4 separate regions of the Homo sapiens genome follow, and regions 1, 2 and 3 are each linked to region 4. A link is a loop called in an ENCODE intact Hi-C map of the cell type or tissue named here. Cell type or tissue: heart right ventricle. All regions are shown on one strand. Each heading gives the region's core, and the rest is flanking DNA. Links, peaks and the distances in the headings are about the cores only. Region 1 has its middle 15 kb from the start of AZGP1. Region 2 overlaps ZSCAN21 (zinc finger and SCAN domain containing 21). Region 3 overlaps ZSCAN25 (zinc finger and SCAN domain containing 25). Region 4 overlaps TRIM4 (tripartite motif containing 4).

Region 1 (5,860 bases), core at 387-5,386, 77 kb after region 4:
TCCTGAGCTGACTCGGACCCAAAAACCATCTCACCTTGAACCACCCCCCGCCATTGTCTAATCTGTGGAAACTAATAAATAATCATCTCTCTTTGTCAAGCACGACAGAGAACAGTATTAACTGTAAAATGCTATAGAAATGTGATGTGATTTTCTCATTGGTCCTGCTCCCAAGCACTGAATTCATCTGAAACTCTTGGTTTCCCTTGGAGGCCATGGTTCCTGGGCACCCTGACTTGGGCAATCCCAAGCATGGCCCGGACCCGCTGTCCCTTAGGGATTGTTCAGGTGTCCCCTGCTGACATCCACAGGCGTGGCCATGGCCACTCTGGCTGTGAGGTGCTAGAACCCTGCAAGCTCTTTCACACAGCCAAGCCTCTTCTGTGCCTCAGTTTCCCCACACTTCTTGGCTTCCTGGGAGACCCAGCCCTCCACTCCAGCTGCTCCACATCTCCACACCATGTTCGCCTTGGCCCACCAGCCAAAGCTTATTTGAGAGCTCTCAGCTCTCCAGGGTACAGCTCAATGAAGCGGGAATTGGCCCTGAGGTTCTCAGACTCCCTCTGAGTCCCTGAGAGTGAGTTTCCTCAAATGAGTCGCCAACTGCCATGCACAGGTATCAACCCCAAACACACAGCAGAGCTCTCACCTTGACCTTCTCATGAAGCCTCACCTGCCTGTGTCTGTGCTTTTCCTTCCTGTGGGAAAAGAACTTTCCTTTTTTTCTTCCTTTTTCTTTTTTTTTTTTTTTTTTTTTTTTTTGAGATGGAGTCTTGCTCTGTTGCCCAGCCTGGATTGCAGTGTTGCAATCTTGGCTTACTGCAAACTCCGCCTCCCGGGTTCCAACGATTCTCCTGCCTCAGCCTCCCAAGTAGCTGGGATTACAGGCATCAGCCACTACGCCCGGCTAATTTTTCTATTTTTAGTAGAGACAGGGTTTCACCATGTTGGCAAGGCTCGTCTCGAACTCCTGACCTCAGGTGATCTGCCTGCCTCGGCCTCCCAAAATGCTGGCATTACAGGCGTGAGCCACTGTGTCTAGCGACAAGAACTTTCTTTACATCCTATACTCAGCCTCCCACTCTGGATTATTCCAAAATCCATCCTCCAAGCTGGGTTCCATAGAAGAATCATTCCCAGTCTTTGGAATTCTGAGTTAATCATCTTATCTTTCATGAAAGCCTAAATTTGAAGGCTACAATTTTTTGTTTTAACTCTTCGACTCCAATTTGAAAATCAAAGCTGAGAAATTACTTTTTTTTTTAAAGTCTACATGAAATCCACCTTTCTCCCTTCCAGGGCAAAAACATCCTATATGAACAGTAGCCAAGTTCAGGAAAGAAAATGCAAATAGTCGCCAGGCGCGGTGGCTCACGCCTATAATCTCAGCACTTTGGGAGGCCCAGGCGGGCGGATCACGAGGTCAAGGATCAAGACCAGCCTGGCCAACATAGTGAAACCCCGTCTTCACTGAAAACACAAAAAATTAGCCGGGTGTGGTGGTGTGTGCCTATAATTTCAGCTACTTGGGAGGCTGAGGCAGGAGAATAGCTGGGTTTGGTGATGTGTGCCTGTAATCCCAGCTACGGGGGAGGCTGAGGCAGGAGGATCACGTGAACCCAGGAGGCAGGGGTTGCAGTGAGCTGAGATCTCGCCACTGCACTCCAGCCTGGGCGACAGTGCAAGACTCTGTCTCAAAAAAAGAAAATGCAAATAATCAAGAGGAAAAAATATAGCATGTGAAATGTGAATATGAGGACACTTGGAGCAAATAAAAGGTGAAAGTTAAACATTTAAGATCAACGAAGAAACCAAAATCCACATGATCAGACCAGGGCTAAGGAAAATTGGAATAGGAGATGTGACCTCATCTATAACAGGAGACATGGATGATGATAAAGGAGGAGAGAGAAGCCACAGGATTCAAGTCCTGGGCAGGTGTGGGGCAGGAGGAGAGGGACACAGGGCTACTGAGATACTCAGGGAAAACTTCCTGGAGCAATTCGGATTTCAGAGAGATGTGGAGGCCTAAGACAGCTTGCCAAGTCGAGGTCAAAAGATTTCCATGCAGAATGGGATTTTACATTCCCTGTTCTTTTGAGTCTCCAGTGCCTACCAGAGAATCAAATATACAATAGGTCCGGGCACAGTGGCTCATGCCTGTAATCTCAGCTCTTTGGGATGCCAAAGTGGGAGGATTGCTTGAGCCAGGAGTTCCAGATCAGTCTGGGCAACATAGCAAGACCCTGTCTCTACATTTAAAAAAATAAAAAATTATCTGGGCATGGTGGCACACACTTGTAGTCCCAGCTACTTGGGAGGCTGAGGCAGGAAGATCACTTGAGCATGGGAGGTCAAGGCTGCTGTGAGCTATGATTGTACTATTGCACTCCAGCCTGAGCAACAGAGCAAGACCGTGTCTCAAAAATAAATAAATAAATACACATATTAATACAATAGGTAATTAATACATAATTTCTGGATGAATCAATAAATACGTAAGCAAAGGCAATAGAAAGCACTAAATATTTCTGACGACCACGAAGAACCTTTTGGCTGGGACAGTGAATTCTACTGGGAAAGAAGTTTGAAAAAGCAAAGCTCAGAGAAATTGAAGAGGACCTTAACATATGTATACCTTGCTATATCTGATTGATGTCTTTTGCCTGATTCAGTGTGCATCATTCCTCCAGCCTACCTGGGAACTATCCCCAGGAGAGTCCACCAGAGAGAGACAAGATAGTCTAAGGCAGGGGTCCCCAACTCCCGGTACCCGTTCATAGCCAGTTAGGAGCCGAACCACGCAGCAGAAGGTGAGCTGCAGGGTCGAAGCTTCATCTGTATTTACAGCTGCTCCCCCACCCCCCGACCATTGCTCCAATTACCGCCTGAGCTCACCTCCTGTCAGATCGGCAGCAGCATTAGACTCTCACAGAAGCACGAACCCTATTGTGAACTGTGCAAGAAAGGTATGTAGGCTGCCCGCTCCTTATGAGATCTAACGCCTGATGATCTGTCACTGTCTCCCATCAACCCCAGATGGGACCATCTAGTTGCAAGAAAACAAGCTCAGGGCTCCCACTGATTCTACACCGTGGCGAGTTGTAGAATTATTTCATTATATATTACGATGTAATAATAATAGAAATAAAGTGCACAATAAACGGGATGCACTGGAATCATCCCAAAACCATTCCCCTCCCCAGTCCGTGGAAAAACTGTCTTCTACGGAGCCGGTCCCTAGTGCCAAAGAGATTGGGGACCGCCGGCTTAAACAAAGAGGTCTTTTTCTCAAGCAGGTTCCAATCAGCGCTAGGCCGGATTCGCTATGGCTTTTGCCTGCCCCCTAGTGGTCAAGGAAATAGTTGCAGCCAAGTGTTAGGATCCAGTCCTTGAGAATTTGGCTCAAAGCCTGGATGCAAAGGCCATGAGATAACGGTCATCCGGTCTTCCTCGCACAACTCACACAATTCTCGCCGTCTTTTTTTTTTTTAAGAGGGAATTTCACTCTTGTTGCCCAGGCTGGAGTGCAGTGGCGCGATCTCGGCTCACTGCAACTTCCAACTCCTGGGTTCAAGCGATTCTCCTGCTTCAGCCTCCCATGTAGCTGAGATTACAGGCGCCCGCCACCACACCCAGCTAATTTTTTGTATTTTTAGTAGAGACGGGGTTTCATCATGTTGGCCAGGCTGGTCTCCAACTCCTGACCTCAGATGATCCACTCGCCTCGACCTCCCAAAGTGCTGGGATTACAGGCATGAACCACGGCGCCCAGCCAATTCCTGCCTTTTATTATGGAGGAAAACCTCCGCGGGATTACAGCACACCCAGTGGACGTCTGTTACCTCATCGAACTTGGGTCCAACCACCGGGTGCTGCAAACACTGACATGTGGATTCCAGTGAGAGAAACTGAGGCATTTATTGCAGGGTGCCAAGCAAGGAGAATCAGCCAGCTCAAGTGTAAGACCTAAATTCCCCAATGGCTTGTAGGTAAGGGTTTTTAGAGGCAGAGAAGCAGAAGTTACAGGCAAAGTCATAAATCAATACATGGCCCGGCACAGTGGCTCACGCCTGTAATTCCAACACTTTGGGAGGCCAAGGCAGGTGGATCACCTGAGGTCAGGAGTTCAAGACCAGCCTGGCCAACATGGTGAAACCCCATCTCTACTAAAAATACACAAAATTAGCCAGCTGTGGTGGTGCACGCCTATAATCCCAGCTACTCAGAAGGCTGAGGCAGGAAAATCTCTTGAAGCCGGGAGGCAGAGGTTGCAGTGAGCAGAGATCGCGACACTACACTACACCCTAGGCGACAGAGCAAGACTCTGTCTCAAAAAATAAAAAATAAATCACTCATAACCTGGTGCAATGGTTCACACCTGTAATCCCAGCACTTTGGGAGGCCGAGGCAGGAGGATTGCTTGAAGTCAGGAGTTTGAGACCAGACTGGGAAACATAGCAAGACCCCATATCTATAAAAACATTAAAACTTAGCTGGGCGTGGTGTCATGCACCTGTAGTCCCAGCTACTCAGGAAGCCGAGGCAGGACGATTGCTTGAGCCCAACAGTTGGAAGCTGCAGTGAGCTATGATCACACCATTGTACTCCAGCCTGGGCAACAGAGGTCTTTAAAAACAAAAAATCAATAACGTGTAATAATCTTTTTTTAAAACTCCCTAACAGGATGTGTGGCAGGTTCCTGAGGTGGTGGCTGCTGGCGGAGGAGAGCTGGCACTCCACCCCCGTGGGGCGCCTCCTGTTTCCCGTGCTCCTGGGATTCCGCCTTGTGCTGCTGGCTGCCAGTGGGCCTGGAGTCTATGGCGATGAGCAGAGTGAATTCGTGTGTCACACCCAGCAGCCGGGCTGCAAGGCTGCCTGCTTCGATGCCTTCCACCCGCTCTCCCCGCTGCGTTTCTGGGTCTTCCAGGTCATCTTGGTGGCTGTACCTAGCGTCCTCTACATGGGTTTCACTCTGTATCACGTGATCTGGCACTGGGAAGAATCATGAAAGGGGACGGAGGAAGAGGACACCCTGATCCAGGGAGGGGAGAGCAGCAGAGATACCCCAGGGGCTGGAAGCCTCAGGCTGCTCTGAGCTTATGTGGCTCAGCTGGGAGCTCAGCTGGTCCTGGAGGGGACAGCGCCGGGGTTGCAGTACCACCTGTATGGGTTCCAGATGCCCAGCTCCTTTGCATGTGGCCAAGAGCCTTGCCCGTATAGATTAACTTGCACCTTTTCCCACCCCTCGGAGAAGATCATCTTTCTAAAAGCCATGTTTGGGGTCAGTGGGTTCCGTCTCTTGTTCACTCTTTTGGAGATTGTGCTTCTGGGTCTGGGAAGACTGTGTAAGCCCCTGCGGAACTTCCTGGGTGGGGCCTCTTCCTCCAGCCACGCCCTGGCCCTGAGCAGCAAAAGGAACCTCCAGCAGACACTGTGAGCCATCCATCGGCCTGGTCAGCCTTGTTCCATTTCAGAGACCATGTTCCCCACAGCCCCAGTGACTAGGGGTGACATCTCCTGACCTCCCCCACCTGTGGATATGGCCAAGTCGAGGTACCGGTTAACCAAAGATGCTGAAGGAGTGAAGAACCAGCCATCCCCTAATACGCAGGATGGTTATATTGATTATGTCAAACTGAAAACTTTGGAGAAACTCCTCTCTCAGAAAGCGATAACTGGGCCAGACACGGTGGCTCATGCCTGTAATCCCAGCATTTTGGGAGGCCTAGGCAGGTGGATCACTTGAGGTCAGGAGTTCAAGACCAGCCAGGCCAACATGGTGAAACCCGTGTCTACTAAAACTACAAAAATTCTGGGCATGGTGGTGGGCGTCTGTAATCCCAGCTACTTGAGAGGC
Region 2 (5,860 bases), core at 483-5,482, 140 kb after region 4:
GCGGAGGTTGCAGTGAGCCGAGATCACGCCACTGTACTCTAGCCGGGGCAGCAGAGTGAGACGCTGTCTCAAAAAAAAAAAAAAAAAAAAAGACTAATCAAAGCCTTAATTTCATAACTATGAACCGTGTTTACAGAATGTTAGCACTAAAGTCCATTTTGTTTGTCAGAAAACTACTTATGATCTCTCTTTTTTTTTTTTTTTTGAGACTGAGTCTTGATCTGTCACCCAGGCTGGAGTGCAGTGGTGCAATCTTGGCTCACTGCATCCTTCCCCTCCCAGGTTAAAGCGATTCTCCTGCCTCAGCCTCCTGACTAGCTGGGATTACAGGTGTGCAACACCACACCCGCCTAATTTTTGTATTTTTAGTAGAGACAGGGTTTCACCATGTTGGCCAGGCTGGTCTCGAACTCCTGACCTCAAGTGATCCGCCCGCCTTGGCCTCTCAAAGTGCTGGGATTACAGATGTGAGCCACTGCACCTGGCACTTCAGTTTGTTTTGTTTTTATTTTTTGAGACAGAGTTTTGCTCTGTCACCCAGGCTGGAGTGCAGTGGCGCGATCTCGGCTCATTGCAACCTCTGCCTCCCATGTTCAGGGGATTCTTGTGTGCCTCAGCCTCCCAAATAGCTGAGATTACAGGTGCACACCACCATGCCCAGCTAATTTTTGTATTTTTAGTAGAGACAGGATTTCACCATGTTGGCCAGGCTGGTCTCAAGTCCAGGCCTGCCTCGGACTCCCAGAGTGCTGGGATTACAGGCATGAGCCACTGCGCCCGACCTCAGTTATTTTTAATGTACTAGTTAATTACACCCTTCGAGCATGACTCAGGTCATACTGACAGGCCCAGTCATTTGACTAGTGAATTTTCCTTTTTTTTTTTTTTTTGAGACAGAGTCTCGCTCTGTCACCCAGGCTGGAGTGCAGTGGCGCGATCTCTGTTCACTGCAAGCTCCACGTCCCTGGTTCAGGCCATTCTCCTGCCTCAGCCTCCCGAATAGCTGGACTACAGGCGCCTGCAACCACGCCCGGCTAACTTTTTTTTGTATTTTTAGTAGAAACAGGGTTTCACCATGTTAGCCAGGATGGTCTCGATCTCCTGACCTCGTGATCCGCCCGCCTTGGCCTCCCAAAGTGCTGGGATTACAGGCGTGAGCCACCGCGCCCGGCCCTCCTCTTTTTTTTTTTTAGACGGAGTCTCGCTCTGTCGCCCAGGCTGGAGTGCAGTGGCACAATCTCAGCTCACTGCAAGCTCCGTCTCCCGGGTTCACACCATTCTCCTGCTCAGCCTCCCAAGTAGCTGGGACTACAGGCACCCGCCACCACGCCTGGCTAATTTTTTGTATTTTTAGTAGAGATGAGGTTTCACCGTGTTAGCCAGGATGGTCTCGATCTCCTGACCTCGTGATCCGCCCACCTCAGCACCTCCCAAAGTGCTGGGATTACAGGCGTGAGCCACCATGCCTGGCCTTGACTAGTGAATTTTCATTGCTCAAGCTAAATGTCTTAGGTTTAAACAGATGGCATCTAGCCAGTAGATAGCTTGATAAAATCTCAGAAACTATAATATCTATAGTGGTGAGATTCTGAACTAGTTTTGGAGCAAAGTTAACTTTAAAATTATGCCACATTGCACTTTTTAGGAAAGTGGAGACCACTGAAATCAAAGTAGGATATCCTGAGCTGATTGCAGAAAGATTTTTTTTTTTTTAGAGATGGAATCTCGCTCTGTTGCGCAGGCTGGAATGCAGTGGCGCAGGCTTGGCTCATTGTATCCTCTGCCTCCTGGGTTCAAGCAATTCTCCTGCCTCAGCCTCCCAGGTAGCTGGGATTACAGGCATCCATCACCACGCCTGGCTAATTTTGTATTTTTAGTAGAGACAGGGTTTCACCATGTTGGCCAGGCTGGTCTCAAACTCCTGACCTCATGTGATCCACCCGTCTCAGCCTCCCAAAGTGCTGGAATTATAGGCATGAGCCACTGTACCCAGCTCATTCCAGAAAGATTTTGAGCAGTTGTTTTTGTATGGTAGTTTTATGGTGGACATAATTTCCACAATTTCTTGTGTTAAAGGTATGGCTGTAAAGACCCAAAAACACTTTTCAGTTTGATTATTTTTTGGTAACTATATTTTCTTAGGTTTAACTTGTGGCCCTAAAGAACTGGAAACCCAAAGGAACGAATATTCCTGCCCCACAGAGTCCCATCTTTGGTGAGGCTGTTTCTGGAGTTTACATGATGACCAAGGTACTAGGCATGGCCCCAGTTCTGGGCCCTAGGCCTCCACAGGAGCAGGTGGGGCCTCTGATGGTAAAAGTCGAGGAGAAAGAAGAGAAAGGCAAGTACCTTCCTAGCCTGGAGATGTTCCGCCAGCGCTTCAGGCAGTTTGGGTACCATGATACCCCTGGACCCCGAGAGGCCCTGAGCCAACTCCGGGTGCTCTGCTGTGAGTGGCTGAGGCCCGAGATCCACACCAAGGAGCAGATCCTGGAGCTACTGGTGCTGGAGCAGTTCCTGACCATCCTGCCCCAGGAGCTCCAGGCCTGGGTGCAGGAGCATTGCCCGGAGAGCGCTGAAGAGGCTGTCACTCTCCTCGAAGATCTGGAGCGGGAACTGGATGAGCCAGGACACCAGGTAGGCAGGAGAGACCTTTGTTATTCTAGGAGATTGGGAGCGTAACATTCTAGGCAGGAACAAGGGTTTGTCCATACATTAAGATTTGCTGAATGGAAATTTCTGCTGAATTAGACCTTGTTTCCTCCTATTTTTCTCTATCATCCTAAACTAACTTTTAGCCTTGGGAATGGAATGGGATGGGTGTTTTCCTTTTCTCTTTCCTAGAGGTTCTATGTAGCTCTACTGGGATTTTCATTCTTGGTCTTAAAGTGAGCCATGCACAAACCTAGCCATTCCTGATTGTCTCTAGGTCTCAACTCCTCCAAACGAACAGAAACCGGTGTGGGAGAAGATATCCTCCTCAGGAACTGCAAAGGAATCCCCGAGCAGCATGCAGCCACAGCCCTTGGAGACCAGTCACAAATACGAGTCTTGGGGGCCCCTGTACATCCAAGAGTCTGGTGAGGAGCAGGAGTTCGCTCAAGATCCAAGAAAGGTCCGAGGTGAGGACCACCCATTAGACTCCTATTCAGTGCCCCAGGCCCCTGTGGTTGGAGAAGCAGAATAATTAGTAATTCTTGGTTGTGAGGTGATTTCATAGATTGACTTGATTAGTTGGGCTGACTGGGTGGAAATAGTCCCCTTTCCTCCCCCAAGTAAGGCTGTCTTAACCTGGGCCCTAGCATGGGAATGGATCACTCTTAAAGGATCAGTTTCTCTTTGAAGTCTGAGTATTACAAATAATTTTTTTTAAAGGGTCAATTGAAATGAGTTTAAAAAAGAAACTGTTAACAGAGGTGTAGAGACTTCAAATGAACCAATAAGGAATAGTGTTGCACCAGACAACAGTGAAAAGCTGTTACTCCCTGTGAGCCTAAAGGGACAGAGGGGGACCCTCTTACCAGAATCAGGTAAGAGCTATAGTCATGGAGGAGGGGGTCACTTGATAGAAGTTGTGGCTGTAGGCCCTGCTGTGGGATGAGGAGAAAACGGAATAAATACCCCAACTGCACCCTCCTCCTGCCCTTAAATCTCCTGCTTTTGTTCCCCAATGACAAACTCAGTTGGCAGCCAGAGGGCAGGAAAGACAAGACAGTGCAGCCCTTAGGGTCAGCTTCCTGGGGCACAGGGCGGGTCAGAGAATGGATCTGAGAAGGGCAAATGGGAAATAATTGGCAACCTCCTTTCTGAAGCTATGGAAAGAGGTGGGGCATTTTTCACAAGTCAAAGCTGTATTAGGTGACTACTCCTGAGCTCAAATCTCCATATATTATGGTTTATAGAATAATCTCAGGCCATAAATGGTCATCCCCTGTGGGGGTGTTTTTGTGTGTTTTTCTGAGACAGGGATTCCATCCGTCATCCAGGCTGGAGGGCAGTGGCGTGATCATAGCTCACTGCAGCCTCAATCTCTGGGGCTCAAATGATCCTCCCACCTCAGCCTCCCAAGTAGCTGGGACCACCATGTCTGGCTAACTTTATTTTTTTGTACAGACAGGGTCTCACTATGTTGCCCAAGCTGGCCCTATGTTATTTTGTTATTTTATGGGTTCTACTCTTAAGTACCTTCATTTACCAGAAGGATTAGAACTAAATCTTTGAAACAGAGTTAATGTTTAATTATATGTTTGCAAAAATATGGCATATTATTCCAAATCCTAATAGTTTCAAACCAGGACTTTGCTTACGTGTTGGTGGTGTAGACCACTATTTATGTGTGTGGTGTGATTTCATGACAAGAGTCCATGGCCCTCAGAAATCTCCCTCCATGCTTGCTGTGTCTGAAACGTGAAACTCCATCATGGAAACAGAGTTTCGAGCCGGTTAAAAATCACATTTTCTAGGAAAAGTAAAAAATTAAACTGTTAGCTAAATTCTTCATGGTTTATGGTGAACACAGTAGACCTCTCCAGGCAATTGGGGTTTCCCCAGAGTTGCCACAGTAATTAGAGATAAAAATAGCCGGAGACCTATCTGGTCAGTTTTATTTTCCATATCTCTTGGTGTAGCCCCTTGGCAGTATTACACAAAGAGGAGGGTGGAGTGGAAGGATTATCAGAGCCAGGAACAGGCTTGGGTTTTAGTACCCAGATGGGACAGAAGACAAAGCTGCTGGGCCCTCCTAAGGAAAGGGAAGTTGGCTGTGAAAGCTTTGCATAAAGTCTTTTTTTTTTTTTTTTTTTTGAGACGGAGTCTCCCTCTGTTGCTAGGCTGGAGTGCATTTATGCAATCTCGGCTCAGTGCAACCTCTGCCTCCCAGGTTCAAGAGATTCTCCTGCCTCAGCCTCCCGAGTAGCTGGAACTACAGGTGCACACCACCACGCCCAGCTCTTTTTAAAAAAACAGAGTTTCGGTCTTGTTGCCCAGGCTGGAGTGCAGTGGCGCTATATCGGCTCACCGCAACCTCCGCATTCCAGTTTCAAGTGATTCTCCTGCCTCAGCCTCCCGAGTAGCTGGGATTATAGGCTTCTGCTACCATGCTCGGCTAATTTTTGTATTTTTGGTAGAGACAGGGTTTCACCATGTTGGCCAGACTGGTCTCGAACTCCTGACCTCATGATCCGCCCTCCTCGGCCTCCCAAAGTGCTGGGATTACAGGCGTGAGCCACCACGCCCAGCCAAGAAACTGTTAATAAAAACACAAACAGGCACCTTTGACAGAAACAAAATAGAATTTCTAAAAGTGAAAACTGTAGTCATTGAAATGAAGAATGCAATGGCTGTTTTAAATAATGAAGGACATGATTAGCAAACAGAGGTAGATGGAAGGAAGTCATCTGAAATGCTACTTAGAAAGATCAAGGTGGCAGGCATTGGACATCAGTGTGGGATCAGATGAGAAGGTCCAGTGTATGTTTAATAGCTGTTCCAGAGGAGGCGGAAAGAGTTGGAGAGGGCAGACATGATGGCTCACACCGGTCATCCCAGCACTTTGGGAGGCCGAGGAGGGCGGATCATGAGGTCAGGAGATGGAGACCATCCTGGTCAACATGGTGAAACCCCATCTCTACTAAAAATACAAAAATTAGTTGGGCGTGGTGGCATGCACCTGTAGTCCCAGCTACTCAGGAGGCTGAGGCAGGAGAATCGCTTGAAGCCAGGAGGCGGAGATTGCAGTGAGCCAAGATCGCGCCATTGCACTCCAGCCTGGCAACAGAGTGAGATTCCATCTCAAAAAATAAAAAAAAAACCAGACTGGCTGGGCATGGTGGCTCACGCCTGTAATCCCAACACTTCGGGA
Region 3 (5,860 bases), core at 597-5,596, 290 kb before region 4:
ACCGCGCCCAGCCCACGTAGCTTTATTTTGTTATTGAATCTCATAGGAGGTTATTCCCAGAGTGTGACTGGGTAGCATGGGTAGCCCTGGACGGACAGGGCCGGGACAATCTTGCCAGCTGAGAACAGGAGACACCCAGGCCCCAGCTGAGAATAGGGCAAGGGACACCCAGGCCCCTGTGCATGGGAAAGTGTGGTACCAGAGTGAAAAGGGATTCTGTCTGGAGTCTTCTGGTTCCTGAGGTTGTGAGCATCTGGTAGGGGACACATTTGAACGAGCTAACAGCATAACATCACTGATCCTTCTGATCTTTCTCATGCTTTTTGTCCCTGCTCAGCACTACCTGTTCTGCAGGCGGGTCCTGGCCTCCCCGCAGTGAATCCCAGAGACCAAGAGATGGCAGCTGGGTTCTTTACTGCTGGATCGCAGGTGAGCTCTGACTCCCTTTGCAGAAATCATGACCGTTGCTTTGATTGAGGTTCACCTTCCCCAAGGTTTCTCTGCACAACAGTGTTCCCTTCCCGCCCCAAGTTGAGTCATTCTCCCTTCCTAGTCCCGGTGGACCTGATGGTGTGGTTTCCTCCACTGAACCATCAGCCGCAGTTGTTAATTTACATCGAACCTTATGTCTGTCGCCCAGGCTGGAGTGCAGTGGCACGGTCTTGGCTCACTGCAGGCTCCGCCTCCTGGGTTCACATCATTCTCCTGCCTCAGCCTCCCAAGCAGCTGGGACTACAGGCACCTGCCACCTCGCCTGGCTAATTTTTTGTATTTTTAGTAGAGACGGGGTTTCACCGTGTTAGCCAGGATGGTCTCGATCTCCTGATCTTGTGATCCACCCACTTCGGCCTCCCAAAGTGCTGGGATTACAGGCATGAGCCACCGCGCCCAGCCACAGATGGACTCTTACAACTGTTACAGATAGAAACCCCCTAGGGCTATCTAGGCTGTGCTGATTGGCCCCGAGATAACCCTTTGTGGGTGCCGTTTATGGGTACTTCTGCTGCTGATTTTTCTGTTTTGGAAACTTTCCTGTCCCCTAACCTCAGCAGGAATGTGGCTGACTCAGGGTTGGGGCTTTCAGAAGCATTGAGCAGGGTGGTCTCTTTGGCCATACAGGCCACACTAGGAGTTGGACCTCGTTAACATTACTCATCTGCCACAAATGAGGTAACTGAAGCATAGATGGGGTGCTCTCTTTTCCACAGGGTGCTGAGCACTAGTAGCAGGGAGGTGGGGGCTTTCCAGTGGGGCACCTTCCTCAAGGAGGCGAGTCTAAAAGAGTTCTTTGAAGAAGAAAAGGTGTTTGGCAGAAAAAAGAAGGGGATCAAGTCTGGTCCTGCTCAAGCCGTATTTGGGCAAGGCTGGATGCCAGCATCATTTCCCTTTTCCTGTTCTCCAAGGATGTACTTTGGAGGGGATGAGGAATGACATCAGTGCTTTTTAATTTGGTTGGATCCTCCCTTGTACCATAATAGTTCTTCGTGGTGCAGTGAGTGAGAAATTGAGGATGCATTTATTTTATCACAGCCTTGTTCTTAAGACAGGGCTTGGCCGAATGTGAACTTTGTTCTTGATGAGAAGGTAAATAGCGGCTGCCAGGCTCTGTCAAGCATGAGGTGTGAGTGGGAGGCTGCTGCAGAGTGGAAATGAGGTGACTTAGTTGTTAGGGGCAAGCTGAGCCCCAGCCACAGAGGCTCACAACTGCAGTGGCTCAAACAAGTGGATTACTCCCATTCAACTGTTGGGAGGAAGCTGGTTGGGAGGAAGTTGGATTACAGACATGAGCCACTGTCTCTGGCCTAGGATTCTTTCTTTATTCATAGCAATCTCCTATTGTTGCAGGGGTTGGGGCCATTTAAAGATATGGCCCTGGCCTTCCCTGAGGAGGAGTGGAGGCATGTGACCCCAGCCCAGATAGACTGCTTTGGGGAGTATGTGGAACCGCAGGACTGCAGGGTCTCTCCAGGTAAGACTGTCTCCACCCACAGGTGAGGAACTGGGGAGTTCTGAAAGCTCAGGTCAGGGGTCCTGCCGTAGCTCTGGCGCTCCTGGCAAAGGAAGGGGACTTCATGGCAGGCGGGTAAATGGGTCCAGCACGGACCATGGGGCACGAGGAGCTGCTTTCCTGTGTCAATAGAGGAGCCAAATGATGGAGCAGGAAAACATGAGGCCATTATTCTGGCTGTATGGAGACAGGTCGGTCATGAGGACCCCCAAACACCTACATTGTGTCCATGATTAAAGACACTGAGGGCTTGAGAACAAGATACGAACAGCAAAAGATGGGGCATCTGAGCTTGTTCAGATATTTATTGAGTGCTCCCTGCATGTGGGCCCTGTGTTAGTGGTTTTCTCTTGCGGCAGGAAGTGGGCAGGACTAACGTGCACGAAAGCGTTGGAGCTCACGGTGTGCACGTAGGAGGGCACGAGGGGGCTTCGCGATGGGAGAGGTTGGAGTGGCCCGAGTCACAGAGGAAGCAGAGCTGCGCTGGGACTCAGGTGGTGGCTGGGTTTGACCTGGGCTCAGAGCCTGGGGGGATGCGGCCATTGTGTGTGACAGCAGCTCATGGGAGGAGGAGCAGCGAGAGAGAGCCCACAGGGGCTGCCAGCAGAGCGCACTGCGGGGCTTTGGGGCTGCCAGGGCAAGGGACAGTATGGAGAGTCTGCATGCGTGGAATCAGGATGCCGGCGGGGAGAGGAAACACTGTGGCTGGAGCGGCCTGTCCTTGTTCTTTGATTTTCTTCTTTTTTGTTTCATAACTTCTTTGTGAGTTGTACACTGACCACCCATCTGTACCGACCCCACCTAGCCTTTCCTTATCCTGAAATGCCTTGAAGGAAGAGCAAGATTATCCCTGTGCTTCCTTCAGGACGTAAGAGAATCCATCCTGCCCCTCCACTTGCTGACCCTGACCTTGAGCATCTCCCTTGAGCTTTCCAGGTCTCAGTTTCCTCTGTTGTGGAATGGGGCTGTTCATGGAACCTGTCCTCATGGTGCCATGAGGATGAAGGGAGGTGACATATCTAAATGTGTGGTGACCATGGTAGTGTTAGATTGTTTAGTTAGTGCTGTAAGTATTACTAAGGGATTCTTGTAGGAGCCCTCAGCCTTCACTCATTTATTCACCACAGAGGTGGACTTGGCTCTGTGGCCATTGCTGTTCTGGTCACTATGAAGAGTTAAAAATAAAGGCGCTTGCCTGTGGGGTCTTAGAGTTCAGGGGAAGAGGCCATGTGCATGTAATAGTGGGATACGGTAAGGGGCACTGGTCTCCTGGGAGACCTGGGTCCAGGGCACGGTTGACACAGTGTGGCAGTGATGCAAGTGGCAGAAAGATGTCAGCATACTTTATGTGGAGATGTGTGATTGCTGTAACGGCAGAGGATGACAGAACAAAGCAGGGGCTCGAGTGATGAGCCCCAGACAAAGGTGCCAGTGTCCTGGTGCCAGGGTCCCCCTCAGGGATATTCCCCTCCCAGTGATGCTGCTGTGTGGGGTGAGGAGCCCCTCGCCCCCATTCTCAGAAGATTTTCATGCTCTCCTGGCCATTTCTGACTGTTCTGGAGACTGGTTCTGTCCTTGTCCCCTCACCAGCTCAGTGTCTCAGAACTCAGAGCAACTCAAGCCCATACCTGAACATTTCTGCCGCCAGGTGACACGAAGGCCTGTTTCCCAAGTGTACCATTCACTTGCTGTCCCAGCTTTCAGGTCTTCCTGGGATTCACACTCGGGTTGTCCTGGTGCTTGTACTGACAGCTGCTTGGGGCTGGGCCTGAGCTGCTTCACCTGTAAAGAGACTGAATGCACAGGGCAGGGTTGAGCTAGGTGGCTGCCCAGATCACTTCCAGTTGTTCGTCTGTTCTCATTAGCAGACGGTGAGGTGCAGACCTTGTTGTCTGGGTTGTAATTGCAGTAATGTCCACAAGGACTGGAGCAAGAACTCACAACAGGATTTGGAATCACAGAGGCAAAAAGTAGCAGGTGCAGAAACCTGAATGCAGGACTCTGCAGGCTGGTTCCCAGGATGGTGAGGGTCCTGGAGTGAAAGATGAGTGCTCAGAGGAGTAAGGAGGAGGCAGGAGTGAGTAGAGTGAGGCCGCTGAGGAGTCCGTGAGGACTCTGGGTCCTTGTTTAAAAATTTTTTCTGCGCAGAGTAATGTGATGGAGGTTTTACTTGAGGAAAATTGGATTGACGGCAGGGTACGGCCAGTCTGGAGGGTTGAAATAGTGTAGGCACTGGGGTAAGAGCAGGAACCAGGCCAGTGGTCATGTAGAAGGGGGTTTACTGAAATATGCTTCCAAGGATGGGCCACAGATTGGCCAGAGGGGAGGAAAGAGAAGAGTCAGAGAGGAGTCTACGTCTTAGGATCCTGGCTAAGGGCCTGGAAAAATTATGTTACTACTGTCAGAAAGAGAGGGAAGCATTTTCCTAAGAGGGAGGAAGAATGGAAAGTTCCATTTGTTGACTTTGAGATCTAAGTGGATGGTCCCTGGAAGTAGCTGCAAGTCAGGTACATGGTCTGGGAGTTAAAATAATATCATGAACCATTGCATTCCTGCTCCATGTGTGCAGTAAACTTCATGAGTGTACAATCCATTTTGAAGGTGGTGAATGTAAGGCTCAGAGAGGTTAATTGATTTTCCCATGATCACACAGCAATTGAGCAGCCAGTGCAGCACTCAAAACGGGTTTCTCACTGCTAGGTCCCTTCTCTTCCACTACTGTGTCTTTCTCCCAGTGTCTCTGTTTATACTTAGGTATCATTGTATTTATTTTTCCCCCAGCTTTATATTTTGAACTCTTATTATACAAATTTTCAAACATACAGAAAAGCTAAGACTAGTACAGGGAACACACTTAGGTCTTTATCTACATTCACCAATTGTTAACATTTGCCATATTTAGCTGTATAATGTGTGTTTTGTTTTGGAATGATATGGAAGTTGGAGGCATCTCAATCTTTCATTTGTAAATACTTCAGCATTTGTCTAACAATGACATTCCCAACATAGCCCAGTAGCATAATTTCATCTAAGAAAATAAACATAAATTCGATATATGTAACATCTAGTGCATAGTCAGCTTTCCCCAAGATCTAGTTGTGGTTTGTGCATTGCATTTAGTTTTAATCTTACTATTCATAACACCTCAAAACTGAAAACTACCCAAATGAACAACAGTCAAATTAATAAGTAGGTTGCAGTCTATCTGTATCTGTATATCTATCTATATATACATACACACACACACATACATATACTCAGTGGAATACTGTATACCAATGAAAAAGAATAAACTACAGCTTCACACCATGATATAGGTGAACGTCACAAACATGATATTGAGTAGAAGAAGCCAGAAACAATGTGTGAGACAATTACCTGAAGTTCAAGAACAGGCAAAAAAGTCCAGACAATGTGTTCCCGTTGGTATAGTATATATGTATACTATATACGTATATCATGTATATGCTGTATACGTATATCTCGTATATGCTGTATACGTATATCTCGTATATGCTGTATACGTATATCGTATATGCTGTATACGTATATCTCGTATATGCTGTATATGTATATTGTATATACTGTATACATGTATATGCTGTATATGTATATACTGTATATGTATAGTATATATATGCAGGGTATAGTGATGGAGGAGATGTAAAAGGGGCTTCTAGGGACTGGTTATGTTCTGTTTGTTGAACTGAATGCTGTTTACGTGGTTGGGTTCGTTAAGAAAATTCTTTGCATAGTGTGTGGTGACGCACACCTGTAATCCCAGCACTCAGTGAGGCAGAGGCAGGAGGGTCACTTGAGCCCAGGAATTCGAGACCAGCCTGGGCAACATAG
Region 4 (5,860 bases), core at 589-5,588:
ATGCTGAAGACGGTCACAGGCCTATGATAAGAACTATTCTGGTCTGAAATCATCACAACACTATATTGAGTTTTCCTGGTAAGTTAGCAAAAACTAAAAACTGTTAGAAGATTAGCAAATATCTACTACTGGCAGAGAGAAGGCCTCTGGCACCACAGGAGATTAAAAACGTGCCTTTTTTTGATGGACAACTGGCAGGATTTAACAAAATTTTAAATGGGTATAATGCTACTTCTAATAATCTATGCAACAAAACACTAGCAAAAATAACCAATATGTAAAGAAATGGTCACTATAGCATTATTCATTATCCACTAATTAGGAATTATTAAATAAATTATGTTATATTGATACTTTGCATCAATTTCAGGTAGCTGTCTATATATTGACATGAAATACACAATAAGTTGAAAGCAAGCCATAAGACAATATGTATTGTACAATTCTGTTTTGAAAAGAATAAACGTGTCTATGCGCATACGTGTTTATCTATGTGTGTGTATTTGTATGTGAAAGCAAGGGAAATCTGGAAGGATGTATACCCAAGTATTAACATTGGTGACTTCCAAGGAAAAAGAATGGCTTACGAATTTGGAGGTGGGGTACTAGAAATTTTATGCATTTTTGCTTTAATTTCTACAAGTGGCATATGCCATTTTTGTAATTTAAAAACCCGAGTAAGTTATTAAAAAATAAAGCAAGTCAATCAACATTGACAAATTGGGCTGAGGGGCAGCACCCGATAGTAGGATGTCAGCTGCGAGTGCAGAGATGGAAGCAGAAATGTTAGAGAAACACACAAGAGAAAAACCCACAGGAACTGATGATCAAATGGCTGCAGGAGGAAAGGGTCCAGATTTAGCCCCTCAGTTGTGGTTTAAGTAACTGGATGGACTGCAGGTTATTTATCAAATTAGAAAATATAGGAAGAAGAGCAGTGTGTAAATGGGAGGAAGGAAAATAAATTTCACCTAAATAAATTGAGTCTGAGATGCCTGTGGGACATCCAAGTGGATATGTTAGCAATTAGAGTTGGGAAGGAGATCTATGCTGCAGAAGCAGATTTCGGGATTAAAGCACAGGTGGCAGTTGGAGCCTTGGGTGAGCGTAAAATCACCCAGTAAGATTCTATAGAGTAAGAGGATCAAGGCTAGAACTGGCAACAACTACATTTAAGCAGTATGTAGAAAATAAAAATCCTGCAAAGAAGCTAAGGTGAGCAGTTGGTGAAAAACCAAGAGAGAATGGTTTCTCCTATGCCAAAGGAAGAGACCATTTAAATTACAAAACTAGTGAATAGTGTCAAATGCTGGAGGGTGGCCTGGGCAACTTTCTGTAAGTCTCACTATATGTCAAAATAAACAAAAAATTAAAAAAATTAAAAATAAATTTAAAAAACTAAAAGAAAAGAAATGATTAGAACTAAAAAATAATCTGTACAACTTTTTAAATTCTTCCCCAGAAAACTAACAATTACTAATAGGTATAACTTTTCATCCAATCATTTACAAGTGACAATGGTTAAAATCAAGTTAAATAACTGACAAGGTTGATAACATCAAAGTTGGCAAGGGTATGGAGCAACTGGAACTCTTACACAACATTAGCAGGCGAATGAAATGCTACCACCATTTTGGAAGAAGGTTCAGTGTAAAACTAAACATACATTAATCCTAGGGTACAGCAATTCTACTCCTAGACCCTGGAAAAATGAAAACATGTACCCATAAATAGACCTGTACAAGAATATTCATCGCAGCTTTATTCACAATAGCTAGAAGCTGGAAACAGTCCAGGTATTCATTGATAGGAAGGTGGATAAATAATGGCAAAAACCGCAATTACATTTGCACCAACCTATACAAAAATGGATAAATCTCAAAATCAATATGCTGAGCAAAAGGATCCATACAGACAATGGAATTCCATTTATATGAAGTTCTGGAACAGGCAAAACCTAATTTGTGTTTGAAAAAAAATCAGAACGGTGGTTGCCCTGGTAGGGGAAGGGTGCAGAGAATAACTGGGAAAGGGCATGAAAGAATTCTCTGGATGGTAATATCCTTTATCTTGAGAAGGGCATTTGTCAAAGCTCAGCAAATGTACAACTAAGATTTGTGTTTTTCATGGTATTAAATTTTACCTCAAAAAATACCATAGGCCAGGCACGGTGGCTCACGCCTGTAACCCCAGCATTTTGGGAGGCCAAGGCAGGTGGACAGCTTGAGGCCAAGAGTTCGAGACCAGCCTGGGCAACATGGTGAAACCCTGTCTCTACTAAAATACAAAAGAAATAGCCAGGTGTGGTGGCACAAGCCTGTAATCCAGCTACTTGGGAGGCTGAGGCATGAGAATCGCTTGAACCCAGAGGCAAAGGTTTCAGTGAGCCGAGATCACACCACTGCACTCCAGCCTGGGTAACAGAATGAGACTCTACATATTAAAAAAAAAAAATAATACCATAAACAAATGTTAAATCTGGTTAATGATATACATGCTGAAGTATTTTGTTTGCAATTGAATTTTAAAAGCATCAAAAGGAAATAAGAATTGATGTATTCAGAGAGATACAGACAAATGGACAGCTATGTGATAAAAGAGTCAAATGTTAATGGTAGAATCTACATGTGGGTACACTGGTGTTACTACAAAATTCTTCCAACTTTGATGTATGCTTGAAATTTTCATGGTAAAATGAAATAGGAAAACAAAATTAAATTATAAAAGGGATTCATACAGTTCTGTTAAATGGCACAATACCATCTGTGCTATTCTGTTTCTACCATGATGTTTCCTAACATTATATCATCTATTTACTATCTCTAGTAGTTAACTTTAATAGGCATGTAACCCTGCTACTCTCTCATGTAATTTCACTTTATTCAATTATAACTGCCGCTTTGTGGTCACTGTCAAATTTGATGTATATGAGGTTTGTAATGAGATATATATTAGTTCCTTCAAATAGGACCAAGTTTTTGAAAGTTTTCACTTTGCTTGATAATGAAAAATATAATAATCTACTAAATAGAGATTTTCTATGTCTTAAAAAGCCTTAACAAGTCAGTATGCATGAATTCTCTCATATGGTTCTACTACTCAAGACTCTACCCAAGTTTTTTTCAATCTGGCCACAGTTGGAATCTAAACTGGGAGGTGAGTTAACTTGACAGCCTTGGTGGAAGTTAGAAAACACTTTCCCTGCAACAACAGAAACTGCCAGGAGGTGGCAGGAGCGCAACACCAAGCATTTCAATCTGGGTTAGAAATACCAGAAATTTTAAAAATCACTCTCTCAGCTAGGTGCGGTGGCTCACGCCTGTAATCCCAGCACTTTGGGAGGCCAAGGCGGGCAGATTACGAGGTCAGGAGTTCCAGAGCAGCCTGACCAACATGGTGAAACCCCGTCTTTACTAAAAATACAAAAAAAAATTAGCCGGGCATGGTGGCACACGCCTGTAATCCCAGCTACTCAGGAAGCTGAGGCAGGAAAATCGCTTGAACCCGGGAGGTGGAGGTTGCAGTGAGCTGGGATCGCGCCACTGCACTCCAGCCTGGGCAACACAGTGAGACTCCATCTCAAATAAATAAATAAATAAATAAATAAAAATAATAATTTTTTTAAAAATCACTTTCTCTTAATTTAGCACCAGAAAATTATACGTATATGAAAACACAAGTGTAATAAAAGAGCATACTTTTATAGAATGAAGACATTTACTGACTTGTGATCATGTAGCTCAAACAACATTAAACTTCCAAAGATCTTAGTTTCACTCTAGACCTTCAAACCAGCTGTGCATCTGTGAGCAAGTCAGCCTTGCTTATTTCCTGGATCAAGGCTTCCTTAACTATAAAATGAAGACAACTGGACCAAATGTCTCTTAAATACCATCCCAGCTCTTGAGTTCTATGAATTTCAGTCACTGTAACTTCTGCAATTGATCCAAGCTGGTAGGTGTACTTTGGAAATATACCTCAAATCTACCTACATGCCAAACCCCACTGCCACCGCTAGTTGAAGCCACCATCATCTTTTGTCTGACAACTACAATAACCTCCCGACTGCCCTCCCTACTTACAGTCATGTCCTTCTCTCATACAATATCCACAACGCAGCCACAGTGGCACGATCATAGCTCACTGCAGCCTCGAACTCCTGAGTGCAAGTGATCCTCTAGTCTCGGCCTCCCGAATAGCTGGGACTACAGATGTGCATCACTACATCCAGCTAATTTTTGTATTTTTTGTAGAGATGGGATCTCACAGTTGCCTAGGCTGGTCTTGAACTCCCGGACTCAAGCAATCCTCCTGCCTCAGCCTCCCAAAGTGCCAGGATTATAGGCATAAGCCACCACACCTGGCCTTGGAATAACTTTTCTAAAAACTAATCAGATATTGTCACTCTCCTGCTCAAGATTCTTCACTGGCTTTCCTCTTCACCAAGAAAATCTGAACACTTCATTGTGGCCCAACATAAGCTGACCGCTGCCTACATCTCGTTTCACATCGCATGCCACCTTTCCCCTTGCTCTTGGTCCTCCAGGTGCAGAGACCTTCTTCCTACCCCATAAACATATCCAGCTCTCCCCCGCCTCAGGGCCTCTTCCCACAGTTCCTCAGATGGCAGACTCTGCATCCAGCAAGTTTCAGCTGCAATGTCACCTCCTAAGAGAAGACTGCTCCCTTCTCTGGCATAGCACTTTTTCTTTTTTTCTTTTTTTCTTTTTTTTTTCTTGAGACGGAGTCTTGCTCTGTCACCCAGGCTGAAGTGCAGTGACATGATCTCGGCTCACTGCAACCTCCGCCTCCCGGATTCAAGCAATTCTCCTGCCTCAGCCTCCCAACTAGCTGGGATTACAGGTGCCCACCGCCGCACCTAGCTGATTTTTGTATTTTTAGTAAAGACAGGGTTTCACCATGTTGGCCAGGCTGGTCTCAAACTCCTGACCTCAAGGGATCCTCGCGTCTCAGCCTCCCAAAGTGCTGGGATTACAGGCGTGAGCCACTGCGCCTGGCCTAGGATAGCACTTTCTTTTTCTTTCCCAGCATGCCATCACCATCTGTGATTATTTCATTTATTTGTCTGTCTGCTATCTACCTCCCACCCTCAGCCCAACTGGACTGTGAGCTCCATGGAAAGCCTTTACCTGTCTTGTTCACCACTGGATTCCCAGTGCTGCATCTGGTGCCGTGCCACAGCATCTGACACAAAGCCAGTGCTCAATAAACATCTTAAATTAATTAACAGAATGGAGGGATTAGCTCCTAGAGTCAGGCATGAAGGAAAAAAGAGCTGCACTTGGAGGCCTTTTCCATGCAAACAATTTGCATCCGGAGATTTATGAAGCTATTTCTCTTTCTCTTTTCTCTTTTTCTCCCCTCACCATAACGGGTATAGGATGGGGATATTTTCCATGGATTTAGGGAACTTCCAGCTATCCAACTTTTAAAACACAGTCCATCCATCTGAGTATATGCTGAGAATGGGATGCTTGGAAATAAAGCAGCTTCACCCAGGGGCAGTTTATGTTTTTCTAACTAACTTGGGGTGGGGATGGAATGAAAGGTGGTTGAATAGGGCAGTGACTAAGCAGAGGAGGATGGAGAGATGGGCGGATATCAGGGAATTCCGCCCAGTGACCTGGCTCCTGAACACCTACGAAGTCAACCTTGTGACATTCAGCCCATCCCAGTGTAACCCTTACCCATCCACTCCTGTCCTGTTGGGCCATTGTGTTTAATCCTGAAATCCCACCTCTTCTAAGAAGTCTTCTCAGATTAGTTGTGGCAGAGTGAAAAGTGTAAAGGATTAGGGGTTAGAAGACCTCAGTTCAAGCATAGCCACTTCCTAGTTCTG

The links. Peaks named below come from ENCODE experiments on the same cell type or tissue, not always from the same donor. Only the 100,000 strongest peaks of a DNase experiment are listed, where the experiment ranks them.
Region 1: it touches region 4 in a loop (12-fold over the local background); 79 of 110 quality-filtered maps call a loop at or near these places.
Region 2: it touches region 4 in a loop (6-fold over the local background); 43 of 110 quality-filtered maps call a loop at or near these places.
Region 3: a loop joins it to region 4, with 2.0 times the contacts of the local background. A loop is called at or near these places in 20 of 110 quality-filtered maps.

What each region holds. Positions count from the first base shown.
Region 1 is chr7:99,987,710-99,993,569 of GRCh38, forward strand. It overlaps the pseudogene LOC100128334. Among named protein-coding and RNA genes, the nearest start is that of AZGP1, 15 kb to the left of the region's middle. In heart right ventricle, for the core only: a CTCF peak has its summit at 3,355 (motif pointing left); a DNase peak (open chromatin) is centred at 3,352; H3K4me3 peaks cover 681 bases; H3K27ac peaks cover 2,001 bases; H3K27me3 peaks cover 726 bases.
Region 2 is chr7:100,054,769-100,060,628 of GRCh38, forward strand. It overlaps ZSCAN21 (zinc finger and SCAN domain containing 21), which reads left to right. Exons shown (of 4, transcript NM_145914.3): 2 at 2,143-2,637; 3 at 2,930-3,122. The coding sequence starts at 2,239. Among named protein-coding and RNA genes, the nearest start is that of ZSCAN21, 7.9 kb to the left of the region's middle. RefSeq lists an enhancer at 4,592-4,711. In heart right ventricle, for the core only: no CTCF peak of the experiment used is centred there; no DNase peak of the experiment used is centred there.
Region 3 is chr7:99,622,212-99,628,071 of GRCh38, forward strand. It overlaps ZSCAN25 (zinc finger and SCAN domain containing 25), which reads left to right. Exons shown (of 8, transcript NM_145115.3): 6 at 338-429; 7 at 1,846-1,969. Among named protein-coding and RNA genes, the nearest start is that of ZSCAN25, 8.2 kb to the left of the region's middle. In heart right ventricle, for the core only: no CTCF peak of the experiment used is centred there; no DNase peak of the experiment used is centred there.
Region 4 is chr7:99,910,090-99,915,949 of GRCh38, forward strand. All of the region lies in intron 1 of TRIM4 (tripartite motif containing 4), which reads right to left. Among named protein-coding and RNA genes, the nearest start is that of TRIM4, 6.5 kb to the right of the region's middle. In heart right ventricle, for the core only: a CTCF peak has its summit at 3,224 (motif pointing right); a DNase peak (open chromatin) is centred at 3,242; H3K27ac peaks cover 978 bases.